Regions from separate parts of the Homo sapiens genome. Here regions 1 and 2 are each linked to region 3. Evidence: chromatin loops called from intact Hi-C (ENCODE). Cell type or tissue: heart right ventricle. All regions are shown on one strand. Links, peaks and the distances in the headings refer to the core of each region. The heading gives the core; the rest is flanking DNA.

Evidence for each region. Peaks named below come from ENCODE experiments on the same cell type or tissue, not always from the same donor. Only the 100,000 strongest peaks of a DNase experiment are listed, where the experiment ranks them.
Region 1: it touches region 3 in a loop (3-fold over the local background); 17 of 110 quality-filtered maps call a loop at or near these places.
Region 2: it touches region 3 in a loop (2.5-fold over the local background); 6 of 110 quality-filtered maps call a loop at or near these places.

Annotation. Positions count from the first base shown.
Region 1 is chr1:182,195,914-182,200,235 of GRCh38, reverse strand. No RefSeq gene overlaps it. Among named protein-coding and RNA genes, the nearest start is that of LINC01344, 120 kb to the left of the region's middle. In heart right ventricle, for the core only: a CTCF peak has its summit at 2,058 (motif pointing right); DNase peaks (open chromatin) are centred at 2,482 and 2,918; H3K27ac peaks cover 852 bases.
Region 2 is chr1:182,233,922-182,238,243 of GRCh38, reverse strand. The region is part of intron 2 of LINC01344 (long intergenic non-protein coding RNA 1344); the gene reads left to right. Among named protein-coding and RNA genes, the nearest start is that of LINC01344, 78 kb to the left of the region's middle. In heart right ventricle, for the core only: no CTCF peak of the experiment used is centred there; a DNase peak (open chromatin) is centred at 1,774; H3K27ac peaks cover 698 bases.
Region 3 is chr1:182,394,954-182,399,222 of GRCh38, reverse strand. TEDDM1 (transmembrane epididymal protein 1) reads left to right here. Exons shown (of 1, transcript NM_172000.4): 1 at 1-1,106. Among named protein-coding and RNA genes, the nearest start is that of TEDDM1, 3.6 kb to the left of the region's middle. In heart right ventricle, for the core only: a CTCF peak has its summit at 2,310 (motif pointing right); a DNase peak (open chromatin) is centred at 2,332; H3K4me3 peaks cover 398 bases; H3K27ac peaks cover 1,375 bases.

The DNA of each region.
Region 1 (4,322 bases), core at 66-4,065, 200 kb after region 3:
CACTGTGTCACCCAGGCTGGAATGCAGTGGTGCCATCATGGCTCACTGCAGACTCTACCTTCTGGGCTCAAGTAATTCTCCCACTTCAGCCTCTCTAGTAGCTGGGACTACAGGTGTGCACTATGACACCCAACTAATTTTTGCATTTTTTGTAGAAACAGGGTTTCGCTGTGTTGCCCAGGCTGCTCTTGAACTCCTGGGCTCAAGCAATCTGCCCATGTTGGCCTCCCAAAGTGCTGGGATTACAAGTGTGAGCCACCATGTCTGGCCACCTATTTGCAAATTTATGCAATTTTACCCTTTTGACATTCTGGGAAGAACTGAGCAAAAGAAAATGGACTTTGTTAGATCTTCATTAGGTATATGAAAGAATGTTTTGCCTCTCATAGGTGGGCTTGTGTCCTTTACTGTTTCTTTCACACACCCTTGCTCACAATCACTCTCCTGGAAGAAGGACCTCCCCTTGCCTCTTCAAATCTTACCAATCCATTGGCCAGGACCCAACCCAGGTCTCTTCCTATGAATCCAACTACTCAGGTATTCTCAATGATCTCCCATTTCCCTATCCTAAAAAAGGGCACTAATATACTCAAAGGTCCAGTAGCTAGGAGGGATGCTTTAGTACATAGAAAAAGAAGACACAACTCATAGCCATCAGGGAGCCTAGCGAAGGGACCAGACACCAAAAGCTTATTTTAATAAAGTGTTGGGATAAGAGATGTACATCAAAGTCAATGGGAACACAAAGACTTAGCACTTAATACAGAGCAGGTTAGGCCAGAGGGTAGCATAAAGTCAGGGAGTGTTTTATAATGGAGGCAATAGCTTTTGTTGCATTTTGAGATTAACTTGATATAGAGTAGCAGTGGGGTGGTTCCAGATAAAACTATCAAAAGCACAGACAGAGCGTGGGAAATCCAGAGAATACAGGTGGTTCAGTAAGCCATGGCCAGCCCACTGTCAGCTGGCTAATAATTAGGTGCTTCTTTTGACCAGTTTTAGTAAATTTTGTTTAGAGGAGAAGCTAGATGTTACAACAGTGGATAAAGAGGGCTCTCTGATGACAATATGCAATTGTGCTTCTCTATTTTCCCAAGTAAGTCAACTCCTTGGTCCCTGACTCAATCAAACAAAATTCTGATATCTGGTGAATCTACTCTTCTTAGAAAGCCATTTGGATTTTTTTTTTTTTTTTTTTTACTGTTACTTAAGCATGTCACTGGGGGATATCACTTCCCACCCTTAGCAGTTTATTAGAGGATCTCACAAGAAGCCCTGTCTGACAATTCTCTTCTCTATGACTTGCTAGATTTCATATGTTAGAAAGCCTTAGCAATTGGCTTACCTGAAGGGCCTACCCTTAAGCCAGTTTCAGGAGTGGTGGAAATATGGAACGCAAAACAGAAATGGCAAGAAATGTGGTTGAGTAGGATGTGGGTGGGAAACCAGATTATAAACACCTTTGAATGCCAGATTAAGGAGTTTGGGCTTGCTCCTGGGGACAGGGGAGTCCAAAAGAAGATTAAGCCATTGACACATAAACTGAACCATAGAGATGAAGAATTGCTTATCTCAAATTGTTTTAAGGTACAAACCAGTCTCTTCTACTGAACGATGCATACATTTTCTGAGGGCAAAATTCCTGCCTAATATTTTCTTGGTGTCCTCTTTTTTTTCTTTTCTTTTTAAAAATAGAGATAGGGTCTTGCTGTGTTGCTCAGGCTGGTCTCAAACTCCTGAACTCAAGCAACTTTCCCATCTTGGCCTCCCGAAGTGACCGGGATTGCAGGCATGAGTCACCATGCCCAGCCACTTGGTGTCCTCTTTGATTCCAGGCACATGTTTGAACAAATAGGAAGTTGTCAAAAATATGTTGATTGGTAGGTTTGAATGGCTACCAAGAGAGGCTGTATAGACCTTCAGAAAGAGATCTTGTGTCTCATATAGAATTAGATCGTTAAGCAGCAGAGAGTAGAGTCTGCATTTTTACCTAGGATCTGAGGCTCCTCTTCAATTCCTCCAGCCTATTCTAAATGGCTGTGTCTCTCAATTTGTCTCCCACTAGGAGGCAGCATCATTCCCTCTGCCCTCAGGACAAGGAGCTTTTTAAATAAACATACATAACACATATGTAATTATATGCACATTCCCCCAATATAAACAAGCACGTTAAGTTTTGACCTTGATTGACTAGAAAAAATGTTTCTTGGAGTCTTGGTCAATTAGCCTCAACCTAAAGACAGAGGGTTCTGGAACATACGACTCTGACCTCCAACTATCCCTGGAGGAGCTGCCTCCTATACCAATAAAAACTACTTTCTGAGAAGCATCTTCATGCATGATATTAATAGATTGATTTTGCAAGCAGGAATTGGCAAACATGATAGAACCCTATGGTAGGGAAAGAGCATTTGGACGATGTTGGATTGCCTTCCTGTTGAATTTTATGCAACCTTGGGTCCCTAGGGAGTTTCCCCAGAAAGCTGGTTCAGAGTGTGCCGGCTCTTGTGTCCCAGCCTGCTGTTTATTTCATGGTGGCTGCAGTAGAGCAGCATTTATGCTTATGTTAGCAGCTTAAAGCTTCTCGGAAAATTTGGAAAGTAATGTTACAGCAAATAGCCAAAGTATGCTCTAAGCATGTTTTTCTCAAGGCCTGGGTTTTCCATATTACCTCTGCCAGGAGTGACAGGAAAATCCAAGAAAAGCTCTTTAATTTGATCATCATCGTTGATATACTTGTTGTACATTGAGAATCTCAAGTTGTCCTGGGAAAGATTTGTCAATCAATTCAGCAGAACTTCTCAAAACTTGTTACATCAGAGGAGTTCAGGTTATTTCTGTGTCACAAGAGAGTACAGCCAAGGCCAAGAACATGGTCAGCCCCACTCAGACGTACAATTCTGTCAAAACAAAACCTTGGGCTGGCTTCCCACTTAAGCCTTTTAAAGAATAATTTGCTTTGATAGGCGATTGGTGCCAAGCCCAAAATTAGAAACTCCTATATGTGTGGGAGGCAGGGACCATGAAATGTTTTAGGAGGAAATTCAGCTTTTCCTCTTTTGGCCTTTGCTGAAGTCCCTCCAAGGTTTTCAAAGGGAAAGCCAACACCATTCCTTCAACGAACATGTGCTGAGCCTGAAATCTTGACAGGGCTGAGGACTGTCACAGTCTTGGAGTACAGCTTTGTCCATCACACCTGCTGCAAAGGGGCTTGCACTCCAGCTAAGAAGCATATGCAAGGTCAATTCTTTCAGCTTTCCATGTAACACATTCATAGGAATAGATAATAAAAATAAAGGAAATATTACTTTTGAGAAGGAAATAAACATGAAAACAAAACAAAGACACCAACCCTGATTTCTAAGAGCTTCCATTACAGCGGAAGAGTCACACATGTATAAGATAAATTACCATAACAGATAATTGCCACCCTTATAATATAGGTATTTTGTAAATTACTATGAGTCTGCAGAAGAAAGAGTTATTGAGAGGAGCTTAATTCTTTTCCTACAAAGATTTTGTAATACAAATGATGGAGAAAGCCTAGTGGAATCACCTACCAGGAAGATAGTGGCTTAGCTTCAGGCAGATCTTATTCATTTACTCTACAAATATTTATTGAACATCTATCATGTGTTGTTAGGATATTGGAATCCATCAATGAATCAAAGAGAAGAGGATCCCTGTTGTGATATTCTAGGAAAAAAATAAACTAAAAAACAAAATTGGCAATGACCAATTAAAGCATTCCTTCTTTGATAACAGGTAGAAATTAATTGGTTTTTGGTTGATGGGGATACTAAAAGCTGTAGAACATCATACCTTTTGATCCTGAAGTCTCACTAAATGACCATGTCAAGCAGTATGTTAGAATAATGACCCACCCCAATATCTACATACTGAAGACCACCATGCCACTTCAAGCTACCAATGAGATGTCTCTGAACATACAGTTGGGAAGAGATGCATATAATAAAACAACCACAGAAACACAAAACCCTGAATCTTAGAACCAAAGCAATATTCAGTAGGTAAGGTGTCAATATTGATAAGAAATGCAGTGTTGCTGGCTGGCTTTCAAAAGAGAGGAAGAAGGTCATAACCCAATGAGTGTGGGCAATCTTTAGAAGCTGAAAAATACAACGAAACAGATTCTAACCTAAAGCCTCCAAAAGAAATGCCATCCTGGCAACACCTTGATTTGAGCCAGTGAGATCCATGTTGGACTTCCAAACTATAGAACTGTAAGAGAATACATTTAGGTTGTTTCAAGCCACTACATTTGTTACAGCAGCAATAGGAAACTAATACACAAGTGCTCC
Region 2 (4,322 bases), core at 66-4,065, 160 kb after region 3:
CCATACATCAAGTCGGTGAAATAATACCATAGAATCAGAAAATAGAAAATGGTAACCAGTGCTCCATTAGGGAAGAATTCTACATTTGCGATCACAGAGTCGCTTCTAATTAATTGGTTTTGACTTTAGACATATTGTTTCACTCTTCTGGCCTCAGATTCTACATCTGGAAGATGAAGGGGTTATAGCTGATGGTCTCTGTACATTCCCCTCTAGCTTTCAAGTTCAGTAAGATAATGGGTCTTGAAGGTATATTTACAACCAGCCCATCCTTTCCTTCTTGGTCAATAATCCCCAGCTGTCATTCTCACCTGCTAGTTGTCCCTTAACTTCAATTTCCCACTCTTCCCTATAGGATCTTAGAAATACTAAAGGGAACATCTAATATTCACAATTCCTGGGCCTGAGCACCCCCTGGGCACACAGAGATAAACTGCTATAGCCCTGGAAGAAATCAGGGCTCTGGGAAGCCGGGGTCTAACTAAAGTTAGCACCAAATCCCTGAACTTCCCTGTGTGTACTATGAGACAAGAACTGTGGGACTTTCCTGACTTGGGCAGGAAAGGAGCTTGGAAGAATGAGAGGGACTGGGTGGCAAGCTCTATCATCAAACAGGCGCTGCAGGGGCTCTGCAGGGCTGTCCCCAGACAGGTACATTTGGAAGGGAGGGAGATGAGGTAGGGACTTGGCAGATGCCCAGTGGGTGTAAGTCAGTGGCCACACAGTGAGTGTACAGGGGCTAAAGGGCAGCCACTTGAAAAAATGTGCTGTTCAACTGAATAAGTTCACAAGGAACAATCCAAAGATTACTAAATATCAATTATTTGTGTTGCCTGAATTGTCCTCCAATCCCAATAAATATCATGCGTGCATTTCAACAGGGATTTTATCTTCGTGTATTTACCATTTTTGATGCTTTCTTTCATTTCTTTTACTGGTTTGTATACACACCTTCTGCGTTTGTAGGCCATATAACCATTATTTTAAGCCTTTTAGGATATGGCTGTCCTGTAGTGAGGCACTTTTTGTAGAGTATGTGCATGAGCCTGCGTATGTGTGTGGTGTGTGTGCGCTGCGTATGTTTGTGTCTGTGTGTGTATATGTGTGTGTGGTGTACGTAAGTGTCTTCATGTGTTTCCGTGTATGGTGTATGTGTTGCACGTGGTGATGTGTTGGGTGTGCACGTTTGTGTGTGCATATGTGTGGTATATGGTGTTTCTCTGGGTCTTTGCATGGTGTGTCTCTCTGTGTATTTGTGTTACATATGTTTGTGGCTCTGTGGGTGTTTATTGGGTTGTGTATGTGTGTAGTGTGTATGTTTGTGTGTGTTGTATGTGTGGTGTGTGTGTCTCTCTGTGTTTGTGTGTGGTGTGTATATTTGTATCTGTGTGTATGTGTGATGTGTCTCTCTGCGTGTGGTCTATTTGTGTGTGTATTTGTGCTGTGTATATTTGCAACTCTGTGGGTGTTTATGTGGGCTGTGCATGTGTGTAGTGTGCATGTTTGTGTCTGTGTGTGTGTGATGTATGTGTCTGTGTGTGCTGTGTCTATCTGTGTGTGTATTTGTGCTATGTATGTGTGTGGCTTTGTGGGTTGTATATGTGTATGAGTTAACTCCTGTGTGCAGACTGCAGCCCCTCAGGCCTAGACTCTGGGCTCTTCTCTCAGGCCTTAGCATCTATGCCAGGCAACTGAGATTTCTCAGGCACTCCTGGGAACTGTGCCTCATGTCCCAGAGAGCGTGTGGAAAGCACTCTCTGCGGCAGGTGTCTGACAGCCTGCAGGGTTGCTATGTGCCTAGGGTGTGGCACACAACCCCTCTGCGGAGGATGAGTGCCTGTGGTTATCAGCAGAGTCAGTGCACTGAAGAGGCCATTATCACGGGCACCGGAGTGCATGAATCATGGGGTATGTCATTTTCTATTTTAGGAAGAAAAAGAAAACATCTCGAGCGAATCAATCAATTCTCATTAGGCCCATTCATAGCCACATTGCCTGGTCCTCTTTCAGGGGCTGGAAGAAGTGGCCCACATCCAAATCCACCATTCAATCCGTAGGCCTTTGCCCCATATTCCGGCCCCATTTCCTTGCTTGATGTGTGCACACAGCTCTGCCTCATGCTGTGAGTGTGCATACCTCCTCCGTGTCCCTCAGTCAGCCTCCTGCCTCCTGACTTGGGTCGCACTCAGGAGGTAAAGACACTTTCTCTAGGCCACAGCATTCTAAGTTGGTGTAATTTTCTGTTTAAACTCATGATGAATGAACTCTAACATTCATTCAGTAGGTGTGGCCACATGCAGAGTTAGGCATTCAAGATGCAGGGAGGATTAGAAAAAATGGTAGTTAAGGGCATAGACTTTGATTAAGATAGAACCTGTTTACATTGCTTCTTCACCCCTTCCTCTGTGACCCGGGGCAGACAAGGTAACTTCCTGAAGGCTCTGCTTCCTCATTTGTGAAATGGGCACTTACCTAACTGTGGTGCTGTGAGGCCAATGACAGCTGAAAGTGCCAGCTGTGGTGTGGATGGTCACTCAACCTTCATTCCTGCCTCTTGCTGGGTGAAGTTGGAAAGCTGAGCACCATGATTCCAAGGCTCCTTTGCAGTCGGGGTTCTAGAAGCAAGCTGTCTTCTGCCAAGTAGAGGCACTCAGTGCAAGATGTGCAAAGCAGAAGCTGCACCCCTTTGTAGCCATTTTGCTGGCCAGCAAAGCTGGGGAAATAGGAGGTTTTTCTGCATCAGAGTTCCAGAGTCCATTCTCCAGCTTCTTGGGTATCGAGAGGCAGGAATTGTAGCAGAGGCAGCAGTCACTTCTGGATTCCAGCACAGCTCCAGAGGTGCCCTAGAGGTGGTGGTTAATTTCTATACTGCTTTGTGAGCCCCAGCCTAGAACCTGCTCCTTCAGCCCTTCTAACCGTTTTGCAAGCACATTATCCCTTGACTAAATCCCTTCCTACTCAATGTAAGTGAAGCAATTTCTGTTTCCTGCACTGAATCCTAACAGATAAAGCTATTATTATTTGTATACAGAAGAACAAGTTAAAGTAATAGCAGCTGCCACATATTGGTTATACCATAAGTCCAGATTTTTATAGATGGTATCTAATTTCATTCTCCCAGAAAAATCACACAGCCCCTGAAGGGTCTAATCAGAGTGTGAACCTAGGTTTCTCTGGCACCAAAGGCGGGGTGCCAAACCATTATACTCCTCTGTTCATGCTCTGGAAGAGCTCGCAGGTCAGGAAGGATGCATTCTGGTGAATAAATGGCTACAGTGCAGTGAGAGAGATGCTGAAAAAAACTGTGGGCCCAGGCCTATGGAGCCCAGATGAGAAAATGCCTAACTCTGCCTAGCCTCGGAAGTCCAAGATGGAGTGTGATTCCCACCTTGGCAAGGAATCATGACCTCCAGGCTCCTTAAGATGTTGGGGACCTCTGCCTTGAAGCTCCAATATCCTGTTTCTCAAGAAACCATGATTTAGGAACTCCACAGAAGGAAGAAAGAAAGGGAAAAAGGAGAGAGGGAGGGAGAAAGCGAAGCAGGGAGGGAGGGAGGGAGGGAGGGAGCCCTAGCCTGCAGCGGCATTTGGCTACCTGGGGGGCTGAACCCTTTGTATCCTATTCTCAGCTCTTTTACCCAGGCTTTCAGGTACCATGGTTTTCTCACACACCTGGCCTTGCATAGATTGTACCACTCCTCACCCTTTTCTAGCACCTGGAAAATGGGTTTGCCTTTATTTGGTGGTTCCTTTTAATGTCTATCTTTTCAGGAATTGAGATAATTTTTCCTCCACCCTAATTTAAAGGCTTATGAACATATGTAAAAGCTTAGGAGTACCAATGTGTTTCTGAAAGGTTTTTTGTTTGTTTGTTTGTTTGTTTGTTTGTTTGTTTTGAGAAGGAGTCTTGCTCTGTCACCCAGGCTGGAGTGCAGTGGCACGATCTCGGTTCAGTGCAACCTCTGCTTCCCGGGTTCAAGCAATTGCCTGCCTCAGCCTCCCGAGTTGCTGGGATTACAGGCGCCCACCACCATGCCCAACTAATTTCTGTATTTTTAGTAGAGACGGGGTTTCACCATCTTGGCCAGGCTAGTCTTGAACCCCTGACATCATGATCCACCTGCCTCGGGCTCCCAAAGTGCTGGGATTACAGGTTTGAGCCACCACGCCTGGCCTGAAAGGTCTTTTAATACTGAAAAAACAAACAAACAAACAAACCAAAAAAAAACCAAGACTTATTCAGCTGCATCTCTAAATGAAACATGCATCCCAGCAAACAATCATAGCTGGCCTCCCTTATTAGGGACCTGGAGATCCTAGGC
Region 3 (4,269 bases), core at 1-4,000:
GCAAGAAAAGCCACTGGGGGAAGAGAATGCAACAAAAGGAAGAGCTGTGAAGGGAGGAGAACAGAGTCTAGCAGTTATGCTGTCATTAGCGTCATCAGGCACAAGGGATTGCCTTTTACCTGAGGGAATAAAGACTTCTCACAACTCAAAACTGGACCCATTCAAATCTCATCTTGATAAAGAAAAGTGGGTACTTTACGTGCTCACCAAAGTGGTGCCACCATGTGGAAATAGCATGATAGAATTTATAATTAATTCATACAGGCTGAAATTATGCTCGCTTTGCCTCCTTCTCTCTCCGCAGCTTTCAAGAATTGGCTTCATTTCAAACTTTACATATAAAGTGAGACTTTTTAAATACTTAATAACATTTCAAATTTCCATAATTTAAATTTGTATAGAATTCAACTGCTATAGCATTTTTATAGCATTCAAATGCTTGGTACTTCCCTGACTTCTCATTTTATTACTCTTATTCTAGCCCAAACTTTCCTTTTCACCATGACCACCCTTGCACATGCAATTTAGCAGATACCATTCTTGGGTCTTTGCAAATTTCTTTTCCTTGCAAATCACAGCCAGTCATCCTACAGTCACATATTTACCATGTTATTCGATTCCCAGAATAAACCTACATCCACCCCCACACCGCACCAAGTATCCCCAAGGTGGCCTTCTCCAGAACTCTTACTGATTCCCTTGTTTTGGAACTCTTGGGCACTTACATTAAATCTGCTTTGTTAGTTTGCTCATACAGGTGACCCACTTTCTTTTATACTGCTGCTGAAATCATTTTCTTTCAGAAGGTTCTTCCTCACCCACTAAAGTACAGGCTCCTAAAGGGAAAAGACTTTGCCTTATCCAAGTTACCAAATTTCCTATGTATACTCCAGCTATGGATCATGGTTATGTTTAATAAAGCCTTCTTTGCTTCCAGAGTCTTCCCTAATCCTGTTTCTTCTAAATGTATTGCTGGACAGGTTGGAGGTTTTGTGAATCTCTCTGGGTGACAACAACAGTCCTGAACACTGAGTCACTGCCTTAGTAATGCACCCACTCTCTTCCTTGTTTTGGGGTATAATAAAATCCAGTAACTTGTTTCTGAAGTTGACTCTGTTATTGTTTTTAATCCTCACAAATGTTTCTATAAGGAGTCTCTAGAAAACTGAGACTCCAGCAGGTTGACTTGCCCAAGTCTCACAGTTGGTATGAGGCAACACAGGAATTTAAGTGCAGGTGTGTCTGACGCAAGTGTGACTGTGTCCTCTGGGCCACAGTGACTTTGCTAATGGCAATGGAGAAACAAGTTATCTCAAAATGAAAAAAATGAAATTGTGAAAGAAAGAAGAAAGACGGCTGGGCACTGTGGCTCACGCCTATAATCCCAGCACTTTGCGAGGCCAAGGCGGGCGGATCCCTTGAGGTCAGGAGTTCGAGACCAGCTTGGTCAACATGGTGAAACCCTGTCTCTACTAAATATACAAAAATTAGCTAGGTGTGGTGGCCCACACCTATAATCCCAGATACTTGGGAGGCTAAGGCAGGAGAATCACTTGAACCTGGGAGGCGGAGGTTGCAGTGAGCTGAGATTGCACTACTGCACCCTAGCCTGGGTGACAGAGTGAGACTATGTCTTAAAAAAAAAAGAAAAAAGAAAAGAAGGAAGGAAAGAAAGAAAGAAAGAAAGAAAGAAAGAAAGAAAGAAAGAAAGAAAGAAAGAAAGAAAAGAAAACAAGCCAGAAAGCCCAGGTAAAGCAAACAGCACAGTGTAAACACCCTAGACCTCCCTTAGGAGTGGGTTTATGCAACACTTTCTGTCCCCTACCCTGACCCCCATCTCCCCCGGGGGGTGAGAATCTGGCAGACTCTCAACTTCTGGCTGGGTCTTACATTTCTGGGCTCAGATCCAAAGCAAGAGCTGGGGATAAGACTTGTTTTTGACCAAGGCTTCTAAAGTTTGCCATTTCCCCTTTACTCTTGGTTCCTAGCCTTTTTTCAATTACTTTTCTTTGGGAGCCTTCCTTTTCTCTTTACCTCTCTTACACATTAATGGGAGGTGATGAAAAAGCACAAACACTTAGCTGCCTGTTTCCTGTAATGAGGCTTAATTCTATAACAATAAGCCTCTGGTAATCAAGTGATACCCCCCAACATAATAGCTTTCAAATATTCAGTGTAGGCAATAAGCCTGCATGTTATTAACTTACTAGATTTAAGATGTAACAGAAAGGTCCTCCCACTAAAGGCTACTCAAGAAAAAACTCAAAGCACTCAAGCTTTGGGGGAGTTTGTCATTCTCACAAAATTCCACAAGAGGGCACTAGGTTCACACCACCCCGGCCAAGCTTCTGATTCTCCAACCCCAGTAAACAAGTCTCCGGAGAACGGGTTTAAAAGAAGTGGAAGAGGAGAACGGACAGGAAAAATCCAGAAGCAGACTAAGAATTGCCCAAGCATCCAGAAAACATACCCTAGGGCTGTTTGTTTCCTGTTAAAATTTGGCGAGTCAATGTGAAATAAACAGGGATCCAAATTAACTAATGAGGTGGGAGGGGAGGGAGGAAGGGCTGTGGATCCCATTGAGGATTTCTTTGGGAATGGTACCAACTAAAGCACATACTCTGATCTAAATAATTTTTTGATCAGAATGCTAAATTCTCTAAATTTTTTAATTAGCTTCAATAATGTTCCAATCAATCTACAGAACAACGATCTGTACAGTGTAAATTGAGAATAAAGGACAAAATGTATCTAAAAAAACCCGATTCACAAAACAATGAAACTGGAGGCAGATTATCAGATGTGAAAAATGATCTCCAAAGAGTCCTTCAAAGAGAATCTTTCCTATGGTGTTGTTTTTTTCTGCTAATCTAGTTATTCACAAAGAAAATATATATTGAGTGTCTGCTATACAGAAGTCACTGGGTAAGCATACCCAGGATTGAGAGGTAAATGGTTGCTCCCTGTCCTCTGCACCTCCCTCAGTGAGGACTGTAGGAATTTCAGTATTTTAGAGATGGTGGCCCCGGAACAGATCACCCACAGACCAAAGCGACTAAAGGAAAGGGAACAGAAAAAGAACAGCACCTTGAAAGCTCATTAAGCTCTAAAATACTAACCAAACATGACTTCATCAAGTTACTATGAGTTATCTAAGCCTCAGTTCCTCATCTTTAAGATAGAATGATGTGAAGATCTAATTCTAGAATTGTATGGCTTTAATTTTCTCAATAGGACATTTTCCCCAGGTTGTTAACTAAGATGAACTTGATTCTTCCCAACTTTCCACGTAGTTTCCTGCTAGAGACATGATTCAGGGTAGAGCTCAAACAGACCCAAACCTTCCATCATAACACGCAGTTGGGGAAATGAAGTGTTCCTTGTATTTGACTGATTTCAGCACGCATCCTACAAAACTCAAATCAGGCTACAGATATGGCTGAGACGTGAATTTCCAATTTCCTGTCTTGAACTGAAGAATATCAAACAATCAAAAACTGTAAAGAACAATTCCTCCATTCTTAGTGCTAGTTATTGAACTGAAGTATAATGTAAATGTAGTCTTTCCTTCTCTAATTGTATAAAGTGAAATTTGAAAGCTTGGCCAACTACAGCTTTTCCCTAAATTATGGTTTAAGAATAATGCTATCAACTTCCAGAGCTATTTCTTTTCTTCTTCATTTTTATTATTATTATTTTGATTTGGTTTAAGATTCTACTATGGTCCATTCTTTTGGAAAGAACTGATGTTGGTTTATTACATAATAATAATTTTTAAAAGAATATTTTACAATTCTGGGTTGGGTTTCCAGGGTGTTCCCCAACCCTGAGTCTCAATTGTATCTCTTTAACATGATTTAAAGGTCTCACTGAATGCCTATTGAAATCATTCATACACAGGGAAAACTCCATTTCCTAAACAGAAAAGGTTTGGTCAATGTGAGCCCTACCCTAAATTTTGTGTCTAATGTGTATAAGGCAACCACACAGGCCCTGGGAAGGCACTCCAGATCCCCAGGTAAAGGACTTCATACTTGCAGAGTGAGAATGGATCCTTTAAAAGACAGAGAAAGGGCCGGGCACAGTGGCTCACGCCTGTAATCGCAGCACTTTGGGAGGCCGAGGCAGGCGGATCACAAGGTCAGGAGTTCAAGACAAGTCTGGCCAATATGGTGAAACCTCGTCTCTACTAAAAATACCAAAAAATTAGCTGGGTGTGGTGGCACACGCCTGTAATCCCAGCTCCTTGGGAGGCTGAGGCAGGAGAAT